Regions from separate parts of the Homo sapiens genome. Here region 2 is linked to region 1. A link is a loop called in an ENCODE intact Hi-C map of the cell type or tissue named here. Cell type or tissue: A673. All regions are shown on one strand. Each heading gives the region's core, and the rest is flanking DNA. Links, peaks and the distances in the headings are about the cores only. Region 1 holds the start of LINC01545 (long intergenic non-protein coding RNA 1545). Region 2 has its middle 7.7 kb from the start of RGN.

Region 1 (15,418 bases), core at 7,379-15,378:
AAGTGCTGGGATTACAGGTGTGAGCTACTGCTCCCGGCCCCTGTAGCATTTTTTACATCAGTGAAAATCACTCCATTTTTCTTCAAAATTTCTTCCAATTTTGGTTCCTGGGATATTGAATGCAGTTGTCCCCCATCTATGAATTCACTGAGCACTGCTTCTTGGGCCAGGAACTGTGCCAGACTCAGTGTTTTCTACTTCTCTGAGACTTAGTCTTTTTGGCTAGCTCCTCATTTCTTTTTTCCTCTACCCTCCTCCACCTCAGCTGTCATCACAGTACAAGACTCAGTCTTGAGTCCTCTGCTTTTATCCTTATGTTATTTTTTTTGCTTCTAAATATTAATTTTAATTACTTTGAAGCAACCTAACTTAGTATCAAATGTTTAACCATTACAATTGCTAAACTGGAAAATCAGCATTATTTGTATCTGACCAATTATATAATACTCATCAATTTTTCTTTTGATAAAAAATACGGGTTGCGTATCCTTTATCTGAAATGCTTGGGACCAGAAGTGTTTTGGATTTTTTAATTTTTTCGGACTAGAATATTTGTATTATACTTCCCAGTTGGGCATCCCTAATCCAAAAATCTGAAATCCAAAATGCTCCAATGAGCATTTCCTTTGAGCATGACCACTCAAGTTTCAGATCTTGGAACATTTTAGATTTCAGATTTTTGGACCAGGGATGTTCAACCTATAGTAGAAATCCTGAAGAGTACGGGAGAGTCTACTAGTTTACTAATTTAGCACCATATTTCCAGTCTTAGAACCTCCCAAGCAGCTGAAAGGAGGATGGGAAGAGGCAAAGATGTTGGAAAGTAAGGATAGTTTTTAGCTCCATTTTTGTTCTAAGGCAATGCAGGGTCTAGCAAAGAAGAAAAATCACTGAGGCTGAAGACAAAGCAAAAGTTTTTGGTTCAGATGGTAAAGGAGGGCCTGAAGAGCAGTGGAATCGGTGTATCCAGAAGGCAGTGCTGGAGTCAACCTCATGAACTAGGGGGTGTCTTCTTGGCACCCAATTCCTTTTTAATTTCTTCACATGTTTTAGCTAGATTTGGTATGTCATAGTTCTGAGCCACATACATTCCAACCACATTGCCAAAAGCAAGTGCAAGCAGGAACTGGAACGTGATGTCGACAACAAGGGCAAGGAGGACAAAGAGGTTTCAATGGGTGGCTGCAGCCCTATATATTCTTTCCTTCAAGTACATGAACCCTTCTCACCACAGATTCAACTGTCACTACAGAGCACAGCCATTCATCTGACTGCCATTCCTCAATCTGCCAACTCTCTACCAAATATGCTCACTTGAATAGTTAAATAATTGTTCTCCTCGTCTCACCATGTACTAAATTCAACTCATTATATTTCTCTTTCCCAGATGGTCTCCCTGTCCTGGCATTTCCATTTCCATCGATGACATGCAGTTATCTTAGTTATACCATTGACATTTTGGGGTCATTTTAGCTTGTTCTTTTTTCCACTCTGCTAAGCAGCTGTTAACTAGCCTTGTTGTTGAAATGTTTTTCTTCTCCATCCTCTCCTTTTCATGTCCCTCATCATCAACCTAATGACCCCATGGTTACTTACATCAGCCTCCTGATTGGGGTCCTCACTTGGGATCTTTTCATCCTGTACATCCTATACACTGCAGGGTAAAAGAGCATAGTAGTTAAGAGCATAGCCCCTGGGGCTGTTATCACCAGTCTTATATCATCTTGTGACACTTTCTATTTTGGAACTCTTAAATAATTTAAAAATCTCCCTAGCTAGATTGTCAGCTTTCTGAGTAATCCAAATGATGAGTACCTTCACTTTGAGAAAGGAGAGCACTTTCTTTCTTTCTTTCTTTTTTTTTTTTTTTTTTTTTTTTGAGATGGAGTTTCACTCTTGTTGCCCAGGCTGGAGTGCAATGGCGTGATCTCGGCTCACTGCAACCTCTGCCTCCCGGATTCAAGTGATTCTCTTGCCTCAGCCTCCCGAGTAGCTGGGATTACAGGTGCCTGCCACCACGCCTGGCTAATTTTTTTGTATTTTTAGTAGAGATGGGGTTTCACCATGTTGGCCAGGCTGGTCTTGAACTCCAGACCTCATATAATCCACCCACCTCGGCCTCCCAAAGTGCTGGGATTACAGGCATGAGCCACTGCGCCCAGCCAGCACTTTCTTAAAGGACAAAAAAAATGGCCAGGTACAGTGGCTTACACCTGTACTTGTAATCCCAGCACTTTGGGAGGCCAAGGTGGGAGGATCGCTTGAGCCCAGGAGTTTGAGACCAGCCTGGGCAACATGGCAAGACCCTGTCTCTACATCATGCTACTGCACTCCAGCCTGGGTGACAGAGTGAGGCTCTGTCTCAAAAAACAAAACAAAACTAAAACAAACAAACAAAAAACAGGCAGCAACTACATGCCAGGTACTTTCAAAAAATTAACCTTGGCATATCTCACAGTGACTATCACAGGATATCACAGGAGATAAGTCAATAGATATTATGTGTTTAAAGAACTGAGTCCTCTGCTTTAGTGATTTCATCTCCTGACTATTGAATGGGGCATGATCAATGAAAGCTGGTCTTTGCTTATGTTCCTTTCCATACCTGCAATCCCTTTTTCTACTCCCTACCTCGAAGCTTCAAATTTTGCCCATCCTTCAGGACTAGTCCAAGTTCTATCTCCTCCAGGAAGCCACTGACCCATGATCATTTTGGCTAGTTGTGTCAGAGTTGCAAAGAACAAGTGTGGATTTGAGAACCATCAGACCTGAGTTTGACTTATATTCTGCTACATACTACCTGCCTAGATCTTCATCAGCTATGTAATGTCTTTAGTTTCCTCCTCTGCAAAAAGAGAGTGATGCATGCTTTGCAGTTATTTTGAGCATTCTATAAGTAAAAGCACCAGCCCTAGTGTTAGTTCTCCTTCCCCTTAATCATATAAAACATTGAAGTATTACTTCTCTTATGTCTTATTTTTTCCAAAATGACACAAAACCCACTGTGGACAACACCAAGACTTCTATATCTGCCCCATCTTGGCCTTAGGCAGCCAAATACTGCCTGAGGCAGAAGCTGGTAGGATGAATGCAAATATGAATATGTTCGAGGAGGTTCTAGTACATTAATACCACTAAATCAGTAACTTATTGAAATGAGCTGAACACTGTAGGATGGGGGTAGGAGGGTGAAGAGAACCGTTAGCAGGTTACCAAAAAAGGAATAACATGCTGGTTCTCATGTAACACAAAGGCTTGAGGGAGGCAACCCACAGTGGGTTAGAAAGTGGGTTAGTGGGATAGAAAGGTCCTGGGCTCTGTCTTCCTTCCTGGCCATCCTAATCATGTAGTTTTTTCTATTTGCTGGTAAGATAGCTCTCATACCTGGTTCTCATGTAACACAAAGGCTTGAGGGAGGCAACCCACAGTGGGTTAGAAAGTGGGTTAGTGCGATAGAAAGGTCCTGGGCTCTTTCTGTCTTCCTTCCTGGCCATCCTAATCATGTAGTTTTTTCTATTTGCTGGTAAGATAGCTCTCATACCTCTTAAGTATTGTGACTGCATTCTAGGCAGAAAGAATAAAGAGAGTGGCAAAAGGCCAGCTAAGTCTGTCCCCTTTCATCAGGAAAACAATAACTTTCCCAGAAGCCTCATGCAGTAGACTTCTGCTTAGATCTCATTTGCCAGAGCTGGATCACATGTCCATTCTGGCTTCAAGGGAGTCTGAGGAATTATTTTTACTAGGCACATTGTTTTGCTGAAAAATTGAAGTTCTGAAAGTAAAGGTGAAAAGAGTGGCTATTGGGTAAGCAACTATCAGTATTTGCCACACGAAGCATGCATTATCTGTTTAGTTTAAAATACACCATAGGGTCCTTTCCGCTCGGAGACCTCTCTTTCTATAGACAGAGAGCTGTTTCTCTTTCTCTTGTCTTCTGCCTATTAAACCTCCACTCCTAAACTCCTTGTGTGTGTCCGTGTCCTAAATTTTCCTGTCGCGTGACAATGAACCCCAGGGTATATACCCCAGACAACGTAGTCACTTCATAATGGGGACCTCATCCGAGATACCAAGGTGCAACATTCACCGAAACGATGAATAGATGAGGGGACTCCAACTCTGTCCTTTCATTTCGAGGCTCTTGGCTTCCATTTTAGAACCAAATCAAACCAAATACTGGGCCCCCTTCAGCCATTTAAAAACGATTAGTGTGGCTGCCAGCCTTAAAAGACTTGGGGGACAGGCTTACTAGGGAGAACATGGAGAATCTCCCGGCACCCATGGGTTGCTGGGCATATTGGCCATGTTTGAACCAGCTTCCTTTCACGGAAGACTTAGCCATCAGGTGGGGCTGGAAGAAGTCCTGAGGCAGCTGAGGATTTCTGACCAGGGCTAGCTCCCAGTGTTATCCAAAGGCTTCTGGACTGGCCCCAGCCTCCAATTGCCTCGATGGGGTGTCGGCAACAGGATCTCCAACTTTCCTTTTGTAATTTCCTCCTTTCCTGTCTGCGACCGCCATATCTCTTATCCTCTCTGTATGCAATGTGTGGGAAGCTTTACAGTTCAGGGAAGTAATCTTGTTTGGCAAGACCAGGGAATGTCATAGTCCATGTAAACGTCATACCTGATCAAACCAATCTGTGAGCCCCATGTAAATCAGACACCCCTCCTCAAACCTGACTATAAAATCTGGCACATGGGCCGCCTGCTGGTCCTTTCTGTTCGGAGACCCCTCTCTCTATATATAGAGAGAGCTGTTTCTCTTTCTCTTCTCTTCTGCCTATTAAACCTCTGCTCCTAAACAAAACAAAACAAAACAAAAACAAACAAAAAAAGAAACACTATAGATAGGTGGGAGGAACTCTTCAACTGGCTCAAACTCCAATGCCCTAAGCTGGGGAGCATCCCCCTCCACCACCACCACCACGTGTGGATACCCCCTTATCCTGTTTGAGCTTTGATGTTTGATGCCCGCACAAGGTCACTTTAGGAGGATTCTCTCTAAGTACTCCTTGGTCTCTGATACCCCATACCTGACTATCTCCACTGGACAAAATAGGTTCTTGAGTCAAGCACTAAGTAAGGAATATGAAGATTTCATAATTTGTGTGCAGTTTCAGATAAATTCTTTCCAAAGTTAGGAGAAGTAAGAATAAAATATGTAACTGGAATCAGTTGCTACCTAAAGATGTCTTTTTTTAAACCTCACCATGGTACCTGGGGTTAGAAGCAATGCTTTGTTTACTCTTTTTAAAAAGCAACAGAATGGGAATATTGTAGTAAATCTCTGGGGGAATTCCTGTCTTCACACCAAAAATAGTTGTTATTCTCTTAGTTGGTTTGGTTTTATCTCATGGACATTTTGAAGTATATATTTTTTCTTATTTTTTTCCAATTTTTGAGCCACATACATTTTATAGACTACTATTCATTTTTAATCTGTTTCCTTTTTTCTTTTTCACTTTCTCCTTTTCTCTCCTACTCTTTTTTATTTTCCTTCTTTACTTTCTCTTTTTTCCTGCCAATTTTAGTTTTTATCTTTGTGCTGTATTTAATTGTATCATCACAGGCCACATTAAATCATTTCTGGAAGATCAGTTTTAAATAAATAGATGAATAAAAAAATAGCAGTTAAAAAAAGGGAGAGAAAAGATTTAAGAACATTTCTAAAAGTAACCCCAAAATTTCTTCAGGGGGATAAAAAGTGGGATGATTTGGGAGGTCGAGGTGAGAGGATTAGCTGAGACCAGGAGTTTGAGACCAGCTTGGACAAGACGGCAAGATCCTGTCTCTACAAAAAAAAAAAAAAAAAAAAAAAAATTTAATTAGCTGGGCATAATGGCATGTACCTATAGTCCTAGCTACTTGGGAGGCTGAGGCAGGAAGATCACTTGAGCCCAGGAGTTCAAGGTTACAGTAAGCTATGATCACACCACTGCACTCCAGCCTAGGCGACCCTGTCTCAAAAACAAAAATGAAACAGTGGAATGAAATCATTTGGGTAATGTCTCCCAGACAAGTAAAGTATTCCCAAGAAATTTCTGAAGGAATTAAGGAAAATTATTGATGTTATGATTAAAAAACAAACAAACAAACTGGTTCTACTATAGAATAATAGACATTGGCAACTCAGAAGGATGGGAGGGTGGTGAGGAATAAGAAATTACTTAATGGGTACAATGTATATTATTCAGGTGATGGTTATGCTAAAAGCCTGGACGTTACAACTATGCATTATATCCACGTAACAAAACTGCACTTTTACCCCTTAAATGTACACAAATTTTTTGAAAACTGGTTCTTGCACCTCAACAGACACATAGGATTTATGAATGGACTTGGATAGAGCATAGAGGAAGGCCTGGAGCAGTTTTCATGGGCTTTTGTCTCCTATGGCCCTGGTGCGTCTATCTTCAGGAAGCTAAATACAGAGGCTTCTGAGAATTCACTTAGATGATGGTTCCCAAGAGGAACAACTCTCTCCTAAGCCACACATGGGGCAGTTTACTTCTAATATGGAAAATTATGGGTCGGGCATGGTGGCTCATGCTTGTAATCCCAGTACTTTGGGAGGCCAAGGCGGGCAGATCACTTGAGGTCAGGAGTTCAAGACCAGCCTGGCCAACATGGCAAAACCCTGTCTCTACAAAAATTAGCCAGGCATGGTGGCGTGCACCTGGGAGGCTGAGGCAGGAGAATTGCTTGAATCCAGGAGGCAGAGGTTGCAGTGAGCTGAGATCGCACCACCGCACTCTAGTCTGGGCGACAGAGCAAGACTTCATCTAAAAAAAAGAAAGAAAAGAAAGAAAGAAAATTATGGATAGTCTCTGAAGCTGAGCATTCTCTGGAGTCAGACACTTTCTTAATCCCTTTTGAAATTTCTGATGGAGAAAAATCCAATCCAAAGAAAGAATATGAAATCCAGGGAAAATTAGTTTTTTTTTCTTAAGTGCATATAAGTTATGGATTTATATATAAAATAAAGATAGTGATTGTATCAGTCAGGATTCTAACAGAGAAACAGAACCATTAGGAGACACATGTAGATATAGATATAGATATAGGTATAGATATAGATGAACTGGCTTATGTGATTGTGGTGGCTAGCTAGGCAAGCCTGAAATCTGAAATCCTTAGAGCAGGCCATCAGAAAGGACAGGCAGGAGTTCTCGAGCACAAGCCAATGCTGCTGTCTATGGGCAGAATTTCTTCTTCAGGAAAGCCTCCATTCTGCTATTAAGGCCTTTAACTGATTGATTCAGGCCCACCAGATTATCTAGGATAATCTTGTTTACATAAAGTCAACTGATTATAGACTTGATTCACATCTACAAAATACCTCTCAGCACCACCTAGATTAGATTTTAATGGAATAACTGGCTTATGTTAGCCAGTTATAAACTAGGGACTATAGCCTAGCTATGTTAACACATAAAACTGACCATTACAGGCCAGGTGCACAGTGGCTCATGCCTATAACCCCAGCACTTTGGGAGGCTGAAGCGGGCGGGTCACTTGAGACCAGGAGTTCGAGACCAGCCTGGCCTCAAGGCTGGTGAAACCTCGTCTCTACTAATAATACAAAAATTAGCCAGACGTGGTGGTGAGTGCCTGTAATCCCAGCTACTTGAGAGGCTGAGGCAGGAGAATCACTTGAATCCAGCAAGTGGAGGTTGCAGTGAGCCGAGATCACACCACCATACTCCAGCCTAGGCAACAGAGTAAGACTCCGTCTCAAAACAAAACAAAACAAAAAACAAAACTGACCACTACAGTGATGTTTGGTGTTTCATTTTGATTTTAACTTCCATCAGTGAACATTTTGTTCTTTGTGAAAATAAATCACAAGCTAAGATAGGCTTCTATGGAGAGAGTGTCAATATTACGGATCCATGGCATCAGTTGTAACATGTATTTGGTCTATGAAGGTCATTAGCCATCTGGTAAAAGGAAGCTATACTGATTATAACTCACTCATTGGGTGTATGCTATTACCTAATTCCACTAAACTGTTTTCCGTTCATTGATTTAAAAAGTTAGTTATTCAATTCAATTGAAGTTAACACCTGAGAAGGATTTCAAAGAACAGATGTGTATTTCATTTGTAGAAATCATTTTCTCATGTCACAAATGTTTAATGAATCCACTCTCCCTTGAGTTAGAAATGGTAGGTGCTTTGAAATACTTGAACCTACACAAGAGCAGAAAGCATTTTATTTTGAAGTGTGCCTACTGTCCAGTAATAATGTTGGACAAGTTATTTTCTCTCTGAGCCTTAGTTTGCTTACCTGTAAAATGGGAAATAATGATTATTGTCTTGAGGGCTTGGGAAGGATTAGATGAGAAAACATAAGTTAGACACTTGAAACACAGTAGATGTTCCACAAATATTGATTTTTTTTGCCTCCTTCTATGAATACAGACTTCATAAGTGAAGTCCTATGAGTTAAAAGTCCTCTCCAATTTTTTTGCAGATTCTATCTAGCAGCACTATTTTGGATATCACTGTGTAGCGAAGAATCAAGTGAGGTTTCCAGTGCTCATTAATTTATCAAATTGACTATAAAGATTCACTGTAGGTGGCTTTGTATTTACTTATGTGCATAGGGAGACCATTTTTACATGTTATCACTTCAACAATAAATACAGATAAAGTTGCTGGAGTTTACAATTGCTTTTTATTTGAAAAATCAGCAATTTTCCTAATTTTATCTGAAAATGTTCTTCGGAGTCATGGTGGTGAAATTCTGAGCAAATATTAGGTGTCACTAGTTTTCAAGAGTGTGAAATAATTTTTGATTGAGAAAAAAGCATATCTTAAATTCTGTTCAATATCAGACTCACATGTCTTGGCAAATGCACACATTGTTTTTGTTTCATTATTAATTTTTTTTTTTGAGATGGAGTCTCGCTCTGTTGCCAGGCTGGAGTGCAGTGGCATGATCTCTGCTCACTGCAGCCTCCGCCTCCCTGGTTCAAGTGACTCTCCTGCCTCAGCCTCCCAAGTAGCTAGGACTACAGGCACGCGCCACCACGCCCGGCTAATTTTTGTATTTTTAGTAGAGACGGGGTTTCACCATGTTGGTGAAACCACCAGGATGGTCTCGATCTCCTGACCTTGTGATCCGCCCACCTCGGCCTCCCAAAGTGCTGGGATTACAGGCATGAGCCACTGTGCCCAGCTATTAATTGTTAATTACACAAATAATACAGGGTTTTGTTTTTTTTTTACATGAAAAAATTGGAGATAAATCTAAAATCTTCTTCAATCCCCACTCCCATTGGGAACTACAATTATCAGTTTGGTCTGTATCCTTCCAGAGCATTTGTGTATGGATTTACATAGGTATTACTGTGCACAGACAAAGTAACTCATGGAAAGTAGGTATTTTACTTGTCTAAGGAAAATTGGGCCAGTTATTGATTTTTATCATATGAAATTTGGCGTGATGGGCAAGAAAGAGATTGGAGAGAAAGGAGAAAAAGGAAGGGAGGTCTTGCCAAGATTGATCTTTTACTTCTTTATAGTTCTTTGGCCTTTTCTTTTTTGGTTCCTTGAGCCCATTTTAGGTGAGTTACACTATCAGAGTGTTTCAGCAGTTTAAAGCTCTTGCATCCAGTTTCATCAACCAGTGGCTCAACAAAGACAGATAAATAATCCCCTATACTTTCTGAAAGTATCTTTCCACCAAAGTCCAAGCATTATCAGTTTCATTTTATGAATGAAAAAAAGAAAAAAAAAGGGAAAAAAAAAAGAGGCCAGGTGCGGTGGCTCATGCCCGTAATCTCAGCAATTTGGGAGGCTGAGGCAGGTGGATCACTTCAGCTCAGAAGTTTGAGAGCAGCCTGGCCAACATGGTGAAACTCCATCTCTACTAAAAATACAAAAATTAGCCAGGTGTGATGACGCACACCTGTAATCCCTACTCAGGAGGCTGAGGCACGAGAATCACTTGAGCCCGGGAGGTGTAAATTCTTTGTGTTTTCCAACTGAAACTGAAAACTTTATCTGTTAATTATTTCATTAATTTTTCTCTCTTTTTTTCGAGACAGAGTTTCACTCTGTCACCCAGGCTGGAGTACAGTGGCATGATCTCTGCTCACTGCAACCTCCACCTCCCAGGTTCAAGCAATTCTCCTGCCTCAGCCTCCCAAGTAGCTGGGATTACCCGCGCTTGCCACCATGCCTGGCTAATTTTTGTATTTTTAGTAGAGACGAGGTTTTGCCATGTTGGCTAGGCTGGTCTCGAACTCCTGACCTCAAGTGATCCGCCTGCCTTGGCCTCCCAAATTGCTGGGATTACAGGCGTGAGCCACCGTGCCCGCCCTCATTAATTTATTTTAAAATGTAAGGTAACCAAGCTTCAAACAAGATGACATAGACCCATTTCTCTTTGCTTTTCCATGCTAAGTACAATTAAAATTCCTAAAAGTAATACAAAAGTCCATCATAAGGGGACTGGTAGGTGGAAAGAAGAAAGTGGACTGGCTAGAGACTTCAGGACTTGAGGAACGACACTGTGATGGGCTCCTGGCTTTTCTTTTTATCTTCTGTATGTTCCAGACTGGGTGCTGGAGAAGCCTGCAACCTAGAATCTCCAATCAGAGCAGACAAACAAAACAAAACAAAAACCTGTTCTTTGTGGCCAAAGGACTGGGAAAGGAGAAAAACCCAGCCCAGCATAAGTAAAACCCTGTGGACAGCACCAGCCCTACCCAAGCTGAACCCTGTGGTGTCAGCAGAGTGAGACTGAGTAGGGACTGGAAGAGCTCTGTCCCCCATTCAGTAGCCTCAGGTGGCTGGGCAAAAAGCCGCCTTCTTCCCCCATGGGAACACCAGACAGGATTGAGTGGGAGTCCCAGCGGTACCAGGGAAGCACTTTCCTACCACGCTGGGCAACAGCCAAGAGCTAGGGGGAGCCCCAGTCACACCAGGCAGCCGGAGGAGGCGTGCTCAGCCCTGCTGGCAGCATCAGCGTATACCCAGCACGGAGTCCAGACGCTTGTCCCCGACCCAGCAGCAGCAGGTAGGCAGGATTAGTACTTTCAACCCCTACCGGCCTAGCATCTCCCAACCCCTCACCCAGTGGCACCAGACGGCCCAGGGAGGCACTTTCCATCACAGGCACCATGACGGGGACCAAGTGGGGAGTCTCCCGAGCCCCATCAAGTGGCAGGCAGCTGGGAAGGTACTTTACTTTCCCACCAGTGGTGTCAGCAGAGAACTAGTGGGGAATCTGGACATCTGCTGCCCGGCTCCCAGCAGGCATCAGCAGAGGATGCAGACAGGTGCTCCCCTCCCCACTGTTGCCATGTCAGTGGAGACTGAGTGAGGAGTCTGGACTTTCACCCTTATCTGCCAGTGGCAGCTGGTGCCCCTCACCCTTCCAATTAGAGTGCAGAAGGGATCTTAGAGAGGAAGGAGCTGCAGAAAGGCATTCTTTACATCTGCATAGGAAGTCCTGGAAAGACACCTGTCTGACCCAAGCGTGAAACTAAGTAAATCACCAGGTCTGCAGGTCTGACAACTGAACTACTGTGTGGCATACCACTCAGGTTTTCAACGTGGCTTGGGAGTAGCACACAAAGCAGACCAGAATAGTGCCACAAGGGTTCTAAAAACTAAACTGTCATTGGAACTACACAGTCCACAAAAGTAGGCCAGGAAAACCCAAAAATATCCACACCAAGACACATCATAACTAACTTTTGAAAACTAAAGATAGAGAAAAAAAATCTTGAAAGCAGCTAGAGAGAAAAACACACATTACCTATAGAGGAACACTGATTTAAATCATAGTGGATTTCTCATCTGAAACCATAAAGGCCGGAAGGAAGTGGTACATTTTTCAAGTGATGAAAGAAAAGAACTGTCAACTTGGAATTCCATGTTCAGTGAAAATATCCTTCAGGAATAAAGGGGAAATAAAGACATTCTCAGATGACAGAAAATTTATAAAAATTTCACTAGCAGACTTACTATTAATGAATAGCTAAAGGAAGTTCTCCAAACGAAAAGGAAATGATAGCAGGAGGAGGCCTGAAACTTCAGAAAGGAAGGAAAACAATGAAATGTATAAAAAATAAGGATAAATATAAATAGACTATCCTTTTCCTAATGAATTTCTTTCAATTATGTTGAATTGTTGAAGCAAAAATTGTAACACCATCTGATGTGGGTTCAATGTATGTACAAGAAATAGAAATTATATTTTTAAAGTGGGAGGACAGGCCGGGTGCGGTGGCTCACGCCTGTAATCCCAGCCCTTTGGGAGGCCGAGGCAGGCAGATCACTTGAGGCCAGGAGTTCGAGAGAAGCCTGACCAACATGGAGAAACCTCAGCTCTATTAAAAATACAAAAATTAGCCAGGCGTGGTGGTGCATGTCTGCAGTCCCAGCTACTCGGGAGGCTGAGGCACGAGAATCGTTTGAACCCAGGAGGCAGAGGTTGCAGTAAGCTCAGGTTGCGCCATGCACTCCAGCCTGGGCGACAGAGCAAGACTATGTCTAAAAAAGAAAAAAAAGTGGGAGGGTAAGGGATAAAGGAACCTAAAGGAAAATAAAGTTTCTACCCCTTACTAAAAGTGGTAAAATGTTGATAACAATACACTATAAGTTATATGTGTATATTTTAACACCTAAAAAACAGAAAACTATACACACTGATATACTCAAAAACATTATAATAAAGTAAAACGGAGTTCTAAAACATATTCAAGTAACCCACAGTAAGGCCAGAAACAGCAAACAGAGGAATGAGAAATAGAGGGAACAGACAAAAAGCAAATAATAAAACATTAGACTTAAGCCCTAAGATACCAATAATTATCTTCTAATTAAATGGTCTAAATACATGAATTAAAAGGCAGAGAATCACAAAATGGATTTTTAAAAAAATAACCCTCTATGTGCTGTCTATATGAAACTACTTCAAATACGATAACATAGGTAGAAAGTGAAAAGAAAAAGATATACTACACAGACATTCATTTATAAAAACAGATATGGCTATATGTTAATATCAGAAAAGTAGACTTTGGAGCAAATAAAATTACCAAGGACAAAGAGAGATATTACACAATGATAAATGAGTCAATCCACCAAGAAGACAAAGAAATCCTAAACATGTATGCACCAATAAATAAGGCTTCAAAATACATGAAGTAAAATCTGATAGAACTGAAAGAAAAACAGGTAAATCCATGATTATAGTTGGAGACTTCAATACCCTCCTCTCAGCAATAGAAATACTAGACAGAAAATCAGCAGGATTATAGAACTCAACAATACCATAAAGCAACAGGACCTAATTTATAGGACATTCTACCCAATAGCATAACTCACATTCTTTTCAAATACCCATGAAACATTCACCAACATAACCCATATTTTGCATCATACAAAATTTCAACAAATGTAAAAGAATTGAAACCATGCAGAGTATGTTCTCTTGAACTCCTGGCTTCAAGCAATCCTCCTGCCTCAGCCTCCCAAAGTGCTGGGATTACAGGCATGAACCACTGTGTCATGTTCTCTGACTATAAGGGAGTCAAACCAGAAATCAATAACAAAGTCAGCAGGAAAATCTCCAAATATTTGAAAACTAGACAACACACTTCTCATTAATACATAGGTCAAAAAAGGAGTCTCAAGGGAAATTTTTTAAAAATACAATGAACTGAATGAAAATGAAAATATAACATATTAAAATTTGTGGAATGGAGCTAAAGCAGTGCTGACAAGAGAGTTTATGGCACTAAATCCTTACATTAGAAAAGAGGCTGCCGGTCACTTGCCACTAAAAGAAAAATTTGTAATATATTTTTTTAAAATTTTTAAAAAAGAAGAGGTAAGGTCTTAAATCAATCAGGTAAGCTCCCACCTCAAGAGACTATAAAAAGAAGAGCAAAATTAAAACTTCAAAGCAAGCAGAAGGAAAGAGACAACAGCAGAAATCAATGAAATTGAAAATAGGAAAACAATAGATAAAATCAATTAAGCAAAACGCTGTTCCTCTGAAAAGATCAGTACAGTTGATAAACCTATAGCAAGATTGACTAAGATAAAAAGAGAGAAGGCATAAGTCACTATAATCACAAATGAGACAGGGGATCTTACTACAGATCCTGCAGGCATTGAAAGGAAAATAGAGAAATTCTATCAAGAACCCTACATATATAAATTCAACGACTTAGATGGAATGGACCAATTCCTTGAAACTACAAACTACCAAAACTCGACCAATATGAAATTTATCATCTGAATAGTCTAATAACTATTTTAAAATAGGATTTATAATGTAAAAATTATTGAAAAAAGAAGGCTCCAGGTCCACATGGTTTCACTGGAATATTTTACCCAACATTTAAAGAACTAACACCGATTTTACACAATAGATTCTATAATACCAAAGAGGAGGGAACACTTCTGTGCTAGGGGTCCCCCAAACCATTCCCAGGCTTGATGATTCACTATGAGGACTCAGAATGCAGCAGACAGTCACATTCATGGTGAGAGCACACAGAACAAAATCTTCAAAGGCAAAAGGCACATGGAAGTATAGAAGAAACGAGGTACAAGCTTCCAAGAGTCCTCTCCCAGTGGAGTCACGCAGGATGTACTAATTCCTCCAGCAACAAGTTGTGACAACACGTGTGAAATGTTGTCTATCAGGGAAGTTCATTAAAAACTCAGCTCCCAGGACATTTACTGGGGGTTGGTCATATAGGCACCCTCTGCCTAGCGCTTACCAAAACTCCAGACTCCTAGAAGGAAAACAAGTGTTCAGCATAAACCATATTGTTTGTACGAACAGTTTAGGCCCAGTGAACAGTCTCATCAGCCCTGGGAATGGTGAGAGCCCTCTTCAAATCTAAGTTCCAAATGCCATCCAAGGACCGACCTTGCATGCAGGGCTTTCAAAGGATAGCACTGAGGCCTTTCACGTTAACTCTTTTCTGCACAGCTTGAGAATCAGGAGACTTGAGTTCTAGTCCCAGCATAAATAACATTTGTACAAACAGCTTAGATATAGTTAGCCATTCTTATCAGTTCTGGGAACAATGAGAGCTCTCCTGAAATCCAAGTTCACAGATGCCTGCCAAGAGCCTGTTATGTTAACTCTTTTCTGCACAACTTCCTCAACTCATTTTATAAGGCCAGTATTACCCTAATACCAAAACCAGACAAGGACTGTAGCAAAAATCTCCCCCAAACTACAGACTTTTATCTCTTATGGGCTTTAACACAAAAATCTGCAACAAAACATTAGCAATATAGAATCCAGCAAGGTATAAAAATAATTATTTTATGGCCAAATGGGGTTTATTCCAGCTATGAAAGGTTGGTTCAAAAATCAATATTCTATCAATGTAATCTACCATATCCACAGGCTAAAGAAGAAAAATCACACGATCA
Region 2 (14,532 bases), core at 6,485-14,484, 170 kb after region 1:
GCTGCCTGCATCTTTGGGGCAGAATTTGTGCCCGTGTCTTGTCCTCCAGTCCTTAAAGATGGACTGAGAGCTGCATGAGCAGTTTCAAGCTAAAGGTCAGTTTCAAGACAGCTACTTGGGGCCGGGCATGGTGGCTCATGCCTGTAATCCCACCACTTTGGCAGGCTGAGGTGGGGAGGATCGCTGGAGCCCAGGAGTTCGAGACCAGCCTGGGCAACATGATGAAACTCCATCTTATTAAAAAAAAATAAAAATAAATAAAAAAAAACCTTGGTCGGACAAGCCAGGAAACTTGTTTGGGACCAGTCAAGCCTTCAAATAATAAAAGTTACAATATTCATCAAGCCCTTAACCTATGGCAGGCCTTTTGCTAAGCCTTTTACATGGGGCTACCTTATATTTAGTTCTCACAACAACCATATGAAGATAATACTATCAGCTGCATTTGATACGTGAAAACTGAGGCCAAATGTTTAAGACAGTTGTTCAAAGCTAGAACCTGTGAGCTTGCCTCTACAACTCATACTTTTAGTCACTTTGCTTGACTCCTGTGCCCAAAGCCCCCTCTCTAAACACTCTTACTCAGTTTCTTCCTGAGGAAACCAACCTGAGTTGGGGTTTGGTTGTAAGGATTCTGTACCACTTTATCCGTGATGCCTGGACAGAGTTGATTGGACCACAATTAGTCATCTAACACAAAGTCAGTTTAGAGGTTCACATCCAAAACACAAGATACGTCACACAAATCTGAACAGTACAGACCTCACAGATCTAGGACCTGGTGGATTTGCCTTCTCCGTAGCTAATCTAACTTGCAACTGGGCATAGTAAAGATAGATAATGCCCCCCCAAAGATGTCCATGTCCTAATCCCTGGAGCCTGCGAATATGCTACCTTGCATGGTAAGAGGGGTTTAGCAGATGTAATTAAAGTTAAGGGCTTTCGACCCCAACCATTACACATGTAGCACACAAGCACATATACCCCCGACTCTAAAATAAAAATTTAAGGGCCTTAAGATGGGGAAGTTATCCTGGATTATCTAGGTGGGCCCAACCAATATAGTCACAAGGGTGCTTATAAGAGGGAGGCAGGAGTATCCAAGTCAGTAATAAGAGATGTGACAATGGAAGCGGGAGGTTGGAATGATGCAAAGAAGAGCCATGAGCCAAGGAATGCAGACAGTCTCTAGAAATGGAAAAAGACAAGAAACAGACCCCACCTCAGAAGGTTTTCAGAAACAACTCAGCCCTGCCTATGCTGTGATTTTAGACGTTTGACCTCCTGAACTCTTAAGAGAATATATTTGTGTTGTTTTAAGCCACTAAATTTGTGGTAATTTTTACAGCAGAAATAGAAAACTAATACACTAGGCATACTGCAAGTGCTCCCTACCCTTTTGGGGGAATGTTCCTTTCCCAGTATGTCCATCTCTGCTGTGATACTCTAGGTTGGTCCTGTACTTTCATTAGTTGAAACTCTTTCCATTAAATGGAAAACCAGTGTTTTTTTTTGATCAATAGAATCCTCCCCTAGAGAAATTAGTTTTCTCTTTCTCGTCCCATCCCCCCAACACTTTTTCCAAGGTAGCCTTTGGTACTTCTTAGGTAGCCTTGGATAATCCTCCATGGGCCTGCTGGATCCACCGTGGCTGAATCTGGCACTGCCTGAGGAGTTGCCCATAGGTTTGTATGGTCCTGTTGTCTGAAAAACTGTCCTGGGGAAGTAGAAATAATTCCTTGAGTGTTACTCCACGGGGGAAGTTATAGAAGGCACATGTAGCTCATTATGATAAATGCTTTCGTTATCAGAGCTTCCTAAAAGGAAGTGAATGGCCTGAGAGTTGAGTTCTTAAAACACCCCAGATACCTGAGCCAAGCTTGGAGGTTAAAGAATGCAACTCTATGCTGCCTACAAGAAGCCCACTTTAAATATTGGCCGGGCACAGTGGCTCACGCCTGTAATCCCAGCAGTCGGGGAGGCCAAGGCGGGCAGATCACCTGAGGTTGGCAGTTCGAGACCAGCCTGTAATCCCAGCTACTCTGGAGACTGAGGCAGGAGAATCGCTTGAACCCAGGAGGTGGAGGTTGCAGTGAGCCGAGATTGTGCCATTGTACTTCAGCCTGGGCAACAAGAGGGAAACTCCGTCTCAATAAATAAATAAATAAATACAAACAAACATACAGGCTGGGCGCGGTGGCTCATGCCTGTAATCCCAGCACTTTGAGAGGCCAATGTGGGTGGATCACCTGAGGTCAGAAGTTCGAGACCAGCCTGGCCAACATGGTGAAACCCCATCTCTACTAAAAGTACAGATTGCTACTAAAAGTACGGGCATGGTGGTGCGCACCTGTAGTCCAGCTACTCAGGAGGCTGAGGCACGAGAATCACTTGAACCCAGGAGGCAGAGGTTGCAGTAAGCCGAGATTGTGCCGCTGCACTCCAGCCTGGGTGACAGAGTGAGACTCCATCTCAAAAAAAAAAGGAGATAACCTGAATAGCTCCTTATTATTAAATGAATTGAATTTGCAGTCAAACTTTCCTTTGAAGAAACTCTGCCCAGATGACTTCACTGGTAAATTCTAACAAGCTCTTAAGAAACAGATAATACTAATTATACATAAACTCTTCCAAAAAATTGGACAGGAGAGAATACTTCTCAACTCATTCCATGAAGCCAGCATTACCCCGATACCAAAACCAGACAAATACATAAGAAAACTAGAGACCAATATCCTTCATAAAAATTAATGCAAAAAGTGGCTGGGCGTGGTGGCTCATGCTTGTAATCACAGCACTTTGGGAGGGCAAGGCAGGAGGATCACTTGAGGCTGGGAGTTCAAGACCCAACCTCGCCAAGATGGTGAAGTCCCTGTCTCTACTAAAAATACAAAAATTAGCTGGGCGTGGTAGTGGGTGCCTGTAACCCCAGCTGCTTGGGAGACTGAGGCAGGAGAATCACTTGAACCCAGGAGGCAGAGGTTGCAGTGAGCTGAGATCATGCCACAGCACTCCAGCCTGGGTGACAGAGTGAGACTCCCTCTCAAAAATAAAAATAAAAACAATGCAAAAGTTCTTAACAAAACGTTAGCTAATTTAATCGAAGAATATATCAAAAGTAAGATTTATCCCAGACATGCAGGTTGACTTAACATTTGAAAATCAATCAGTGTAATTTACCATATCTCAATAGATACATAAAAAGCATTTGAGGCCAGGTGCTGTAGCTCACACCTGTTATCCCAGCACTTTTTGGGAGGCTGAGGCGGGTGGATCGCTTGAAGCCAGGAGTTTGAGACCAGTCTGGCCAACACGGCAAAACCCCGTCTCTACTAAAAATACAAAAATTAGCCGGGCGTGGTGGCAGGTGCCTGTAATCCCAGCTACTTGGTAGGCTGATGCATGAGAATCGCTTGAACCCTGAAGGCAGAGGTTGCAGTGAGCCAAGATTGTGCCACTGCACTCCAGCCTGGGTGACAGAGCGAGACTCTGTCTCAAAAAAATAAAATAAATAAATAAAAACATTTGACAGTATCTACTGCTGATAATAGTGTTCAGCAAACTGTGAATAGAAGCTGAATAAAGGATATCTACCCAGAACCTTATAAAGAACACCTACAAAAAACCCTACAGTTGGCCAGGCACATTAGCTCACACCTGTAATCCCAGCACTTTGGGAGGCCGAGGTGGGAGGATCACTTGAGCCCAGGAGTTCCAGACCAGCCTGAGTAACACAGTGAGACCCCATCTGTACAAAAAAATTAAAAATTAAAAATTAGGGTGTGGGGGCATACCCATTTTTTTTATCAGATCATTAGATTTTTTTCCTATAGTATGAACTCCTTATATATTCTGGTTATTAATCCCTTGTCAGATGGGTAGTTTGTGAATATTTTCTCCTATTCTGTGGGTTGTCTCTTCCCTTTGTTGATTGTTCCCTTTGCTGTGCAGAAGCTTTTTAACTTGATGTGATCCCATTTGTCCATTTTTCTTTGGTTGCCTGTGCTTGTGGGTTATTACTCAAGAAATCTTTGCCCAGACTAATGTCCTGGAGATTTTCCCCAATGTTTTCTTGTAGTAGTTTCATAGTTTGAAGTCCATTTTGATTTGATTTTTGTATATGGTGAGAGATAGGTTGTTTTTTTTTTTAATAGAGACAGAGTCTCATCATGTTGCCCAGGCTGGTTTTGAACTCCTAGACTCAAGCAATCCTCCCACCTTGGCCTCCCAAAGTGCTGGGATCATAGGCGTGAGCCACCATGCCCAGCCGAAACCACTACTTTTTGCAAGATGCTATTAATAGACTGAAAAGAGAAATCACAGACTGGGAGAGAAGAATTTCAAAGTAATTATGCTCAGCCAGACAAAACAGAATACATACTGTATAAATATAATCCCAGGTACCAAAAAAACTACAAAATAGGAGCAAATCTGGAGTGACAGAGAGCAGACTAGTGGTTGCCTGGGGGTTAGGAGCAGGGAAAGGTGGGAGGAAGGGATAATAAAAGGGCAGGAGGAAACTTTTGGGGGTGACCAGAATGTTCATTATCTTGGTGGTGGAGATAGTTCTAGACATGTATACATATGTCAAAACTAATCAAATTATACTCTGGCCAGGCGTGGGTGACTCATCCCTGTGATCTCAGCACTTCAGGAGGCCGAGGCAGGAGGATCGCTTGAGCCCAGGAGTTCAAGACCAGTCTGGGCAACATAGCAAGACTCTGTCTCTACAAAAATTTTAAAAATTAGCTGGGTGTGGCAGCATGCATCCGTGGTCTCAGCTACTAGGGAAACTGAGTCAGGAGGATCACCTAAGCCCAGGAGGTCAAAGCTGCAGTGAGCCATGATCACACCACTGCACTCTAGCCTAGGCAACAGAGTGAAACCCAGTCTCAAAGTTAAAAACAAACTAATCAGCCTGGAATCAGGAAGTTTTACATGGCCTCTTGACGGGTAATGATTGGCCTTCAGCCAGGTTCCATAGACACAAAGTTGCCCAAGCGTCATCATTACAGCCCATGAACATTCACATGGGGTCTTCCAAGTCTAAAACTGCAAGTCTTTGATACTAAATACCTGCTTCCTTCATGTTTTCCTACTATAATATTCACCATATGGCAAAATTTCTCTAGGGTCAGTTTGAAATTACTGCGGCCACATTGGGGAACTTTTGAGATGAACAAGATTGTTCATTTAAGAGGCATCTTAGAACAAAGAGTGAAGAAAACCTTATTAGGAGATTATTTGGTTTTGCCTAAAAGAAAAATTATTTTGGGGGGTAGGTGACCCCCCCTCCTTTGTTTCCACATTTCAAGGATTAATGAGTGGTAGCTTTAAAATTCTTTACATGGATAAAACTGTCAAAGGCCCAAGTTATTGTCTAAACCAATAACTTGGTTTAGACAATACTGTACTCTGTACTCTGTCTCCCTCCCCACCCCCCAGTGTGCTTGTCAAAATGGTCTTTCTATGTTTATATATTCTTCCCTGTCCTTCAAGAAAGAACAAAATTAACCTTTTATTATGTTGATGCAAAAGTAACTGTAGCTTTTGCCATTAAAAGTAATGGCAGTTCCTTTTGCACCAACCTAATAAATGATAATTTCATATTTGTCTGAAGCTGGCTTTTTGTTGTTGTTGTTCCTCTCCCTCTCTTTTACTCCCTTGGGAAACTTTAAAGATTAACTGATCAAAAAAAAAAAAAAAATTCAGGGCCAGGCACAGTGGCTCACGCCTGTAATCCCAGCATTTTGGGAGGCCAGGGCAGGTGGATCATTTGAGGTCAGGAGTTCAAGACCAGCCTGGCCAACATGGTGAAACCCCGTCTCTACTAAAAATACAAAAATTAGCCAAGTGTGGTGGTGGGCACCCAGCTACCTGGGAGGCTGAGGCAAAAGAATCCCTTGAACCCAGGAGGCGGAGGTTGCAGTGAACCAAGATCACACCACTGCACTCCATCTTGGGCAACAGAGCGAGACTTTGTCTCAAAAAAAAAAATTTAGTTGTTCTGCGTACACTCTAGAAATATCTAGTCTGGATAAACTGTCAAAAGTGTCTAAAGGAAAGAAAAAGTTATTGAATGTGTTTCTTTTCGGGGACACTAGAAAGTATATTTAACACAATAGTCTTTGTTATTATACTTATGAAAAAATAAGAAAAGAATTTAATTTCAAGATAAAGAAGAGCTTTCAATTATGATTGAAGATCTTTAAAAATAGTTTACCATTTTAAAGTAATGTCAGAACAATATTTTTGCTTGTACAAAAATCAGGATTAAATTACTTAAGCTTTCTAAATTTCCTACACTGATTTTATGGGTTAAGTAAATTACCATTGTTTCTATAACTTCATATATATATGAACGACTGAAAGGAATAATACTAACAGGTGTCTTTTTAAATAGTTTAATTTTATGAAAAAAAAAATTTTTTTGAGACAGGGTCTCACTCTGTCACACAGGCTGGAGTGCAGTGGTGCAATCATAACTCACTGCAGCCTCGACCTCCTGGGCTCAAGCGATCCTCCCACCTCAGCCTCCTGAGTAGCTGGGACTACAGGCATGAGCCACCAGGCCTGGCTAATTTTTTTTCTGTTTTATTATATTTTGTCATTCTGCACCTTCATGAAATAATTTTTGTTGTTGTTTTTGTTTTTGTTTGTAGATACAGTGTCTTCCTATGTTGCCCAGGCTGGTCTCAAACTCCTGGGCTCAAGTGATCCTCCTGCCTCAGCCTCCCAAAGTGCTGGGATTACAGGTGTGAGCCACTGCACCCAGCCTGAAAAATTCTTAAATTTCTACAAATCATAAGGATTTAATGTATTGGCTAAAATTGAAATCTCTAGATCCCAACTTTAAGACTTAAGACAAAAGATTAAGTTCATTAATAAATAATCTTTGGACACATAAGAAACTGACAGTTTCTGAGTAAGGAATAGATAGAAAACACTAGTCACTGAAGGTGATTTTTTATTCTCATTTCCTAAAGTGGCACGGTCCTTATCAACTGTCAATTCAGAAAAATTGCAAAGAACTGGCCAGGCATGGTGGCTTACGCCTGTAATCTCAGCACTTTGAGAAGCCAAGACAGGCTGATCACCTGAGGTCAGGAGTTCGAGACCAGCCTGGCCAACATGGTGAAACTCCGTCTCTACTAAAAATAAAAAAATAAAAAAAAAAATTGCCGGGCGTGGTGGTGCACGCCTGTAGTCTCAGCTACTTGGGAGGCTGAGGCAGGAGAATTGCTTGAACCTGGGAGGTGGAGGTTGCAGTGAGCCGAGATTGCACCACTGCACTCCAGCCTGGGTGACAGAGCGAGACTCTGTCTCAAAAAACAAAACAAAACAAAACAAAAAAAAACAGAGAACTCTTGGAATTCGAAAACCACAATAATCAAAGCTCTTAGAAACCCCTTGAACTTCCATAGCCTCAAGTATTGCCATTATTTTTCATGGCAATAAGATCTGCATCCCCCCCCAAAGGATTCACAAGTTATCTGCTTCTGAGATAATAACAGGTTTCCCTATGCATTTGGAAAGTATTCCCAATGCTAGACTCCACTCTATTACAGGCTGATATGACTCATTACTGCAGGGGACTCCTACAATACCTCCAGCTTTCTCACCAACAGGTATAAACTGCATTTTCTTTTTTGTTTGTTTTGAGACGGAGTTTGGCTCTGTCTATTGCCCAGGCTAGAGTGCAGTGGCCCAATCTCCGCTCACTGCAACCTATGCCTCCCAGGTTCAAGTGATTCTCCTGCCTCAGCTTCCTGAGTAGCTGGGATTACAGGCGTATGCCACCACGCCCGCCTAGTAAATTGCGTTTTCAAAACCCCCACCTCAGCAGCCTCTGCAGGATCTCAAACCTGAAGGTTTGGTTTTCTGAAAAGACATCAGAGAAAAACTACTTGAGTCTCCGTGGAAAAGACCTTATCAGGGACTGTTAGCAACTTGCACAGCAATAAAACTCCAACGGGACACTTAAGTTCCCATTTCCCAACTTAAAAAGTCAGTTTATCCTGACTCCTGGATGTCCATTCCATCGGGACACTTTAAATTAAGACATTCTTAGAAGCCCTCCAGAAACTGCTGACTGCAGAAGTGGCCAGCTTCAACTCAAGGTTAATTTTCTGATTCTTAGCAGCCCTTTTCTTTCCTTTCACTCTCCTGCTCATCTTGCCTATTGTGCTTTACACTCTCTCTATGATACTAACAGACGAAAAGGCTTCTCAGTGTGTTCTCCCTTACCCTCATCCTGTGACTTCTGAACCCTTACAGTCCCCTCTCACTTAAGAAAAAACACAGCCTGGGCAACATGGCAAAACCCCCTCTCTACAAAACAAGTACAAAAATCAGCCAGACTTGGTGGAGTGTGCCTGTAGTCCCAGCTACTTGGGAGGCTGAGGTGGGAGGATCACTTGAGCCCAGGAGGTTGAGGCTGCAATGAGCCGTGATCGTGCCACTGCACTGCAGCCTGGGTGACAGGGCAAGACCCCATCTCAGAAATAAATTAAAAAAAGAAAAACAAAGCATCCTGATAGATTTTTCTCAGAGCATAGCTACTGCTCTGAATTTAACTGTTTGCTGACAAAAAAAATTAATCATTCTTCCTTAAACACTACAGAAGGTACATTTCCTTTAGTAAGCCCCTTCTGGTTCTTAAGTTTCCCTTGCATCATTAACCCCAAACTTTGGTCTTATAAAAACTGGCCAGGCACAGTGGCTTGCGCCTGTAATCCCAGCACTTTGGGAGGCTGAGGTGGGAGGATTGCTTGAGCCCAGGAGTTCGAGACTAGCGTGGCCAACATAGTGTGACCCCCATCTCTACAAAAAATAAGAAAAAAAATTAGCCAGGGGTGGTGATGTGTGCCTATAGTCCTAGCTAATCACAAGGCTGAGATGGGAAGATTGCTTGAGCCCAGGAGGTCAAGGCTGCAATAAGCCACAGTCCTGCCACTGCACTCCAGCCTAGGTGACAGAGCAAGACACTGTCTCAAAAAATTTTTTTAAAGGGTGGGGAGACTAACCCTTGTCCTACTACAGACAATTTTCTTGGAGCCACCTGTAGATCAGCAAAATCCTGGTAAATGGTGAAGATCAGAAAATCATCGATTCACATCCTATGGCCTTTACTTAATCTGACCTTGGACAAAAGGGGAAATTAAAAATGCTCATCATCACTGGCCATCAGAGAAATGCAAATCAAAACCACAATGAGATACCATCTCACACCAGTTAGAATGGCAATCATTAAAAAGTCAGGAAACAACAGGTGCTGGAGAGGAGGTGGAGAAATAGGAACACTTTTACACTGTTGGTGGGACTGTAAACTAGTTCAACCATTGTGGAAGTCAGTGTGGCGATTCCTCAGGGATCTAGAACTAGAAATACCATTTGACCCAGCCATCCCATTACTGGGTATATACCCAAAGGACTATAAATCTTGCTGCTCTAAAGACACATGCACACGTATGTTTATTGCGTCATTATTCACAATAGCAAAGACTTGGAAACAGCACAAATGTCCAACAATGATAGACTGGATTAAGAAAATGTGGCACATATACACCATGGAATACTATGCAGCCATAAAAAATGATGAGTTCATGTCCTTTGTAGGGACATGGATGAAATTGGAAATCATCATTCTCAGTAAACTATCGCAAGAACAAAAAACCAAACACCGCATATTCTCACTCATAGGTGGGAATTGAACAATGAGATCACATGGACACAGGAAGGGGAATATCACACTCCGGGGACTGTGGTGGGGTGGGGGGAGGGGGGAGGGATAGCATTGGGAGATATACCTAATGCTAGATGACGAGTTGGTGGGTGCAGCGCACCAGCATGGCACATGTATACATCTGTAACTAACCTGCACAATGTGCACATGTACCCTAAAACTTAAAGTGTAAAAAAAAAAAAAAAAAAAGATCAACAGCCAAAAAAAAGAAAGAAAAGCAGTCTGTGACATCCAAAATCCGCCATGGCACCCACAGCTAGGCCTTGGCATTCTCCTGCTGAACATGAACAATTTCAGAGGTCACCAACATCAGACAAGGCCATTCTGGGACTGCAATGGATCAAGACAAAAACAAGATTAATCATAGACTGACCAAATGACAAAAATGGACTGGACCTGATGGCTCATGCCTGTAATCCCAGCATTTCAGGAGGCAGAGGTGGAAGAATCACTTGAGCCCAGGAGTTCGAGACCAGCCTGGACAACACAGGGAGACCTCATCTCTACAAAAAATTAAAAATCTGGGCCAGGTGTGGTGGCTCACACCTGTAATCCCAGCACTTTTGGAAGGCTGAGACAGGAGGATTGCTTAAGGCCAGGAGCTCGAGACCAGCCTGGGCAAAACAAAGTGAGACCCCGTCTCTACTAAAAAAAAAAAAAAAAATCACAGGCCGGGCACAGTGGCTCACGCCTGTAACCCAGCACTTTGGGAGGCCAAGGTGGGCAGTTCACGAGGTCAGAAGATCGAGACCATCCTGGCTAATACGGTGAAACCCCGTCTCTACTAAAAATACAAAAAATTAGCCAGGTGTGGTGGCACGTGCCTGTAGTCCCAGCTACTCAGGAGGCTGAGGCAGGAGAATTGCTTGAGCCCAGGAGGTGGAGGTTGCAGTGAGTGGAGATCACGCCACTGCATTCCAGCCTGGGCAACAGAGCAAGATTCCGTCTCAAAAAAAGGAAAGAAAGAAAAAGAAAGAAAGAAAGAAAGAAAGAAAGAAAGAAAGAAAGAAAGAAAGAAAGAAAGAAAGAAAGAAAGGAAGGAAGGAAGGAAGGAAGGAAGGAAGGAAGGAAGGAAGGAAGGAAGGAAGGAAGGAAGGAAGGAAGGAAAGAATGAATCACAAAAATGACTCAACATCGCCCCATCCTGGCTTATCTGAGTGAGGGCTGCTTGTTCTTCAGCCCATTCTCCTTGTCTTCTAGATGAAAATTAAAATGCCCAATCATGGAGTCACCCCTACTCCCTGACAGCATTCAATCCTTGGACTCGCCCCAAAATCACATCACCTAATACAAGGCCAAATTCTATAGTAGTTTCTTTTTAAAAAAAAAAAACAACTTTTTTTTTTGAGACAGAATCTCGCTCTGTCACCCCAGCTGGAGTGCAATGGCACGATCTCCGCTCACTCACTGCAACCTCCACCCACCAGATTCAAGCCCCAGCCCCCCAAGTAGCTTGGATTACAGGCATGCACCGCCACATGCACTAATTTTTGTATTTTTTGTAAAGACAGCGTTCCCTATGTTGGTCAGGCTGGTCTTGAACTCCAGACCTCAAGTGATCCACCCTCCTCTGCCTCCCAAAGTGCTGGAATTACAGGCATAAACCACTGTGCCTGGCCTATAGTAGGTTCTTTCTAACAGCCTGTTACTGAGATGTCCCAGGGTACCCTGTGGTGTGTGTTCTCCCTCCTCACTGTAAAGAGTCAATGAACCCAGATGTGTTTGACTGCAGGTGGTCTGCGAATAAAGAGCACTTATATTGTAATAAAAGATCCCTATGTATCCTCAGAGAGCTCCTGATAAAGCAGGAGAGACACATAAACCAATGGATCTCAGTGTGATGAGTAATGTAATAAAACATAAAGAGGCGCTCCTGGAAGAGCAATAGGTCAGAGAGCGAGGAGGGTCAGCGAAGTCTTCCTGATGGAGGGGACATTCAACTGACTCTTAGTTAGAAGTTAGTCCAGTGCAGAAGGAAGCATTGGATTAGTGGTCAGAGAGAAGTGTTCTAGGCAGAGGGAATAGCAAGTTCAAAGTCAAGAAGCAGAGAACATGGCTAGAACATGAGAGAGGTCAAGAAGGGACTCCCCACAAATTCGAAGAGCCTTGTGTGCTCGGGGTCCATTGCAGGGTGCTATGACTACACTTTTTTTTTTATTTTATTTATTATTATTTTTTGAGACAGTGTCTCACTCTCTTGCCCAGGCTGGAGTGCAGTGGCATGATCTTGGCTCACCGCAACCTCCGCCTCCCGGGTTCAAGCAATTCTCCTGCCTCAGCCTCTCAAATAGCTGGGATTACAGGCACACGCCACCATGCCCAGCTAGTAGAAATGGGGTTTCACCATGTTGGCCAGGCTGGGACCTCAAGTGATCCACCCGCCTCGGCCTCCCAAAGTGCCGGGATTACAGGCATAAGCCACCATGCCCAGCCAATTTAAAAAGATTCATAACCACATATTATGATCAAAGTTAACAAATCAACATTCGTTTGCCTGCAGATGGTGAGGATACAGCATCACTTTTGTAGCATTGCCAAAAAGGCATAGCCTGAATTGACCATGAGGAAAAATCAAGGAATCCCAAATTAAGGGACATTCTACATTTTGAATTCCAAAAATGTCAATGATGTCAGGAAACAAAAATAAAAGGCTGAGGAGCTGTTCCAGGTGAAAAGCAACTAAATGCAGCTAAATGCAATGCCTCGCCCTGGATTGGGTTTGGGCATGAAACATCTTTTTTCCTTTTATTATAAAGGACATTAGTTGGACAATTGGTGAGACTCCAATAGATAATCCTGTATCAATGTTAATTTACCTGATTTTGACCATCGTGCTGTGTTTATGGAAGAGAATACCCTTGCTTTCAGGAAACACACACTGAACTACAGTATTTAAAGGTAAAGGAGCATCATGTCTGCAACTTGCTCCCAAACTGGTCAGAAAAAAATTATATATAGATGTATATGTAAATAAGAGAGAGAAGGGTAAAGCAAATGTGGTAAACTTAACATTTGGGGAATCTGGGTGAAGGGTAATCATGAATTTTTTCTATTATTCTTGCAGCTTTTCTGTAAAACTGAAATTTTTTTCTAAATAAAGGTACCCCTCTCAGCAAAAAAAAAGAAAAAGAAAAAAAAGCATATAGTTTTTGTTGTTGTTGTTTTGTTTTTAGAGACAGGATCCCACATCCCACTCTGTCACCCAGGCTGAAGTGCAGTGTCGCTATCACGGCTCACTGCAAGCTTGATCTCCCAGGCTCAAGCGATGTTCCCACCTCAGCCTCCTCAGTAACTGGGATCACAGCCACCACGCCTGGCTATTTTTTTTTTAATAGAGATGAGATCTTTCTGTGTTGCCCAGGCTGGTGTCAAACTCCTGGCCTCAAGTGGTCCTCCTGCCTCAGCCCCCCAAAGTGCTGGGATTACAGGGGTGAGCCACGGTGCCCAGCCTGAAAAGCATATAGTTGAACAACCTCTATGTGTCAGCACTGTGGCAGGACCCAGGGAGGTGAGGGTGAATAAGATACATCCCCTCCCCTGCAAGACTCACGGTCTAGCAGGTCATTTTGGCAGCAGATCCACAGGGATGAGATGAGGCCTCCGGGAAGATTAAAACAATCTAGGCAAGAAATGGGGAAAGCCTGAATGAATTAAGGCAGTGCCAACATAGAAGGACATTAAAGGGACAATTCTATGACCTGGTGACTAACTGGACTTGAGTTAGGGACCAAGAGGAGGCTCGCGAGGTGTCAGGGCTTCTTGCACAGCCAGTTGGCTGCACCACAGCCCATTTCCCAGGACAGAGTGCTCAGGAGGTTGGTGGGAAATGATGTGATTGGTTTGGGTCAGCTCAGTTAAGCTGCTGGCCTGTATCCTGGGGGCGACATCTGGGCTGAGATAAGGTTAGGGAGACATCAGCACTGAGGAAGTAGAGGAAGAGAGTTATTTTTGTTTGTTTGTTTTTGAGACAGTCTCACTCTGTCACCCAGGCTGGAGTGCAGTGGCATAAACTCAGCTCACTGTAGCTTCAACCTCCTGGACTCAAGTGATCCTCTTGCCTCAGCCTCCTGAGTAGCCGGAACTATAGGCATGCACCACCACACCCAGAAATACATATATATGTTTGAGAAGTAGTTTCACTCTTGTTGCCCAGGCTGGAGTGCAATGGCACAATTTCAGCTCACTGCAACCTCCGCCTCCCGGATTCAAGCAATTCTCCTGTCTCAGCCTCCCGAGTAGCTGGGATTACAGGCATGTGCCACCACGCCCGGCTAATTTTGTATTTTTAGTAGAGACGGGGTTTCACCATGTTGGTCAGGCTGGTCTCAAACTCCTGACCTTAGGTGATCTGCCTGCCTCAGCCTCCCAAAATGCTGGGATTACAGGCATGAGCCACCACACTTGGCCAGTTTTGTTTTGTTTTGTTTTGTTTTGTTGTTTTTTGGGTTTTTTTAAATTTTTAGTAGAGACGAAGTCTCACTTTGTTGCCAGGTTCATCTCAAACTCCTGGGCTCAAGCGATCCACCCTCCTCGGCCTCCCAAAGCACTGAGATTATAGGCCTGAGCCACTGTGCCGGCCCTGGCCATTTTTTTTTTTAATATGGGTTATTTGGAGAAAGCCCAGACTGTCAGATGGCAGGACCAGGAATACATTTAGGCTGAGAATGGGGTTGTGGAGCTGTGTTGTTGAGGAATGTGTTTTCCATATGATTTGAAAATGAAATCGAGCCTTTCCTCTTCCCCCACCAAAAACGTTTTTGCAAGAGTTGGCCTTCAGCCACCAGGGT

Evidence for each region. Hi-C counts contacts between places; a loop is a spot of excess contacts. Peaks named below come from ENCODE experiments on the same cell type or tissue, not always from the same donor. Only the 100,000 strongest peaks of a DNase experiment are listed, where the experiment ranks them.
Region 2: a loop joins it to region 1, with 10 times the contacts of the local background. A loop is called at or near these places in 4 of 110 quality-filtered maps.

What each region holds. Positions count from the first base shown.
Region 1 is chrX:46,892,928-46,908,345 of GRCh38, forward strand. It overlaps LINC01545 (long intergenic non-protein coding RNA 1545), which reads right to left and starts at 6,777. Exons shown (of 4, transcript NR_046101.1): 1 at 6,677-6,777; 2 at 1,597-1,654. RefSeq lists an enhancer at 11,025-11,284. In A673, for the core only: CTCF peaks have their summits at 10,939 and 11,140; DNase peaks (open chromatin) are centred at 10,914 and 11,914; H3K4me3 peaks cover 1,064 bases; H3K27ac peaks cover 2,718 bases.
Region 2 is chrX:47,063,479-47,078,010 of GRCh38, forward strand. No RefSeq gene overlaps it. Among named protein-coding and RNA genes, the nearest start is that of RGN, 7.7 kb to the right of the region's middle. In A673, for the core only: a CTCF peak has its summit at 10,913; DNase peaks (open chromatin) are centred at 10,983 and 11,463; H3K27ac peaks cover 724 bases.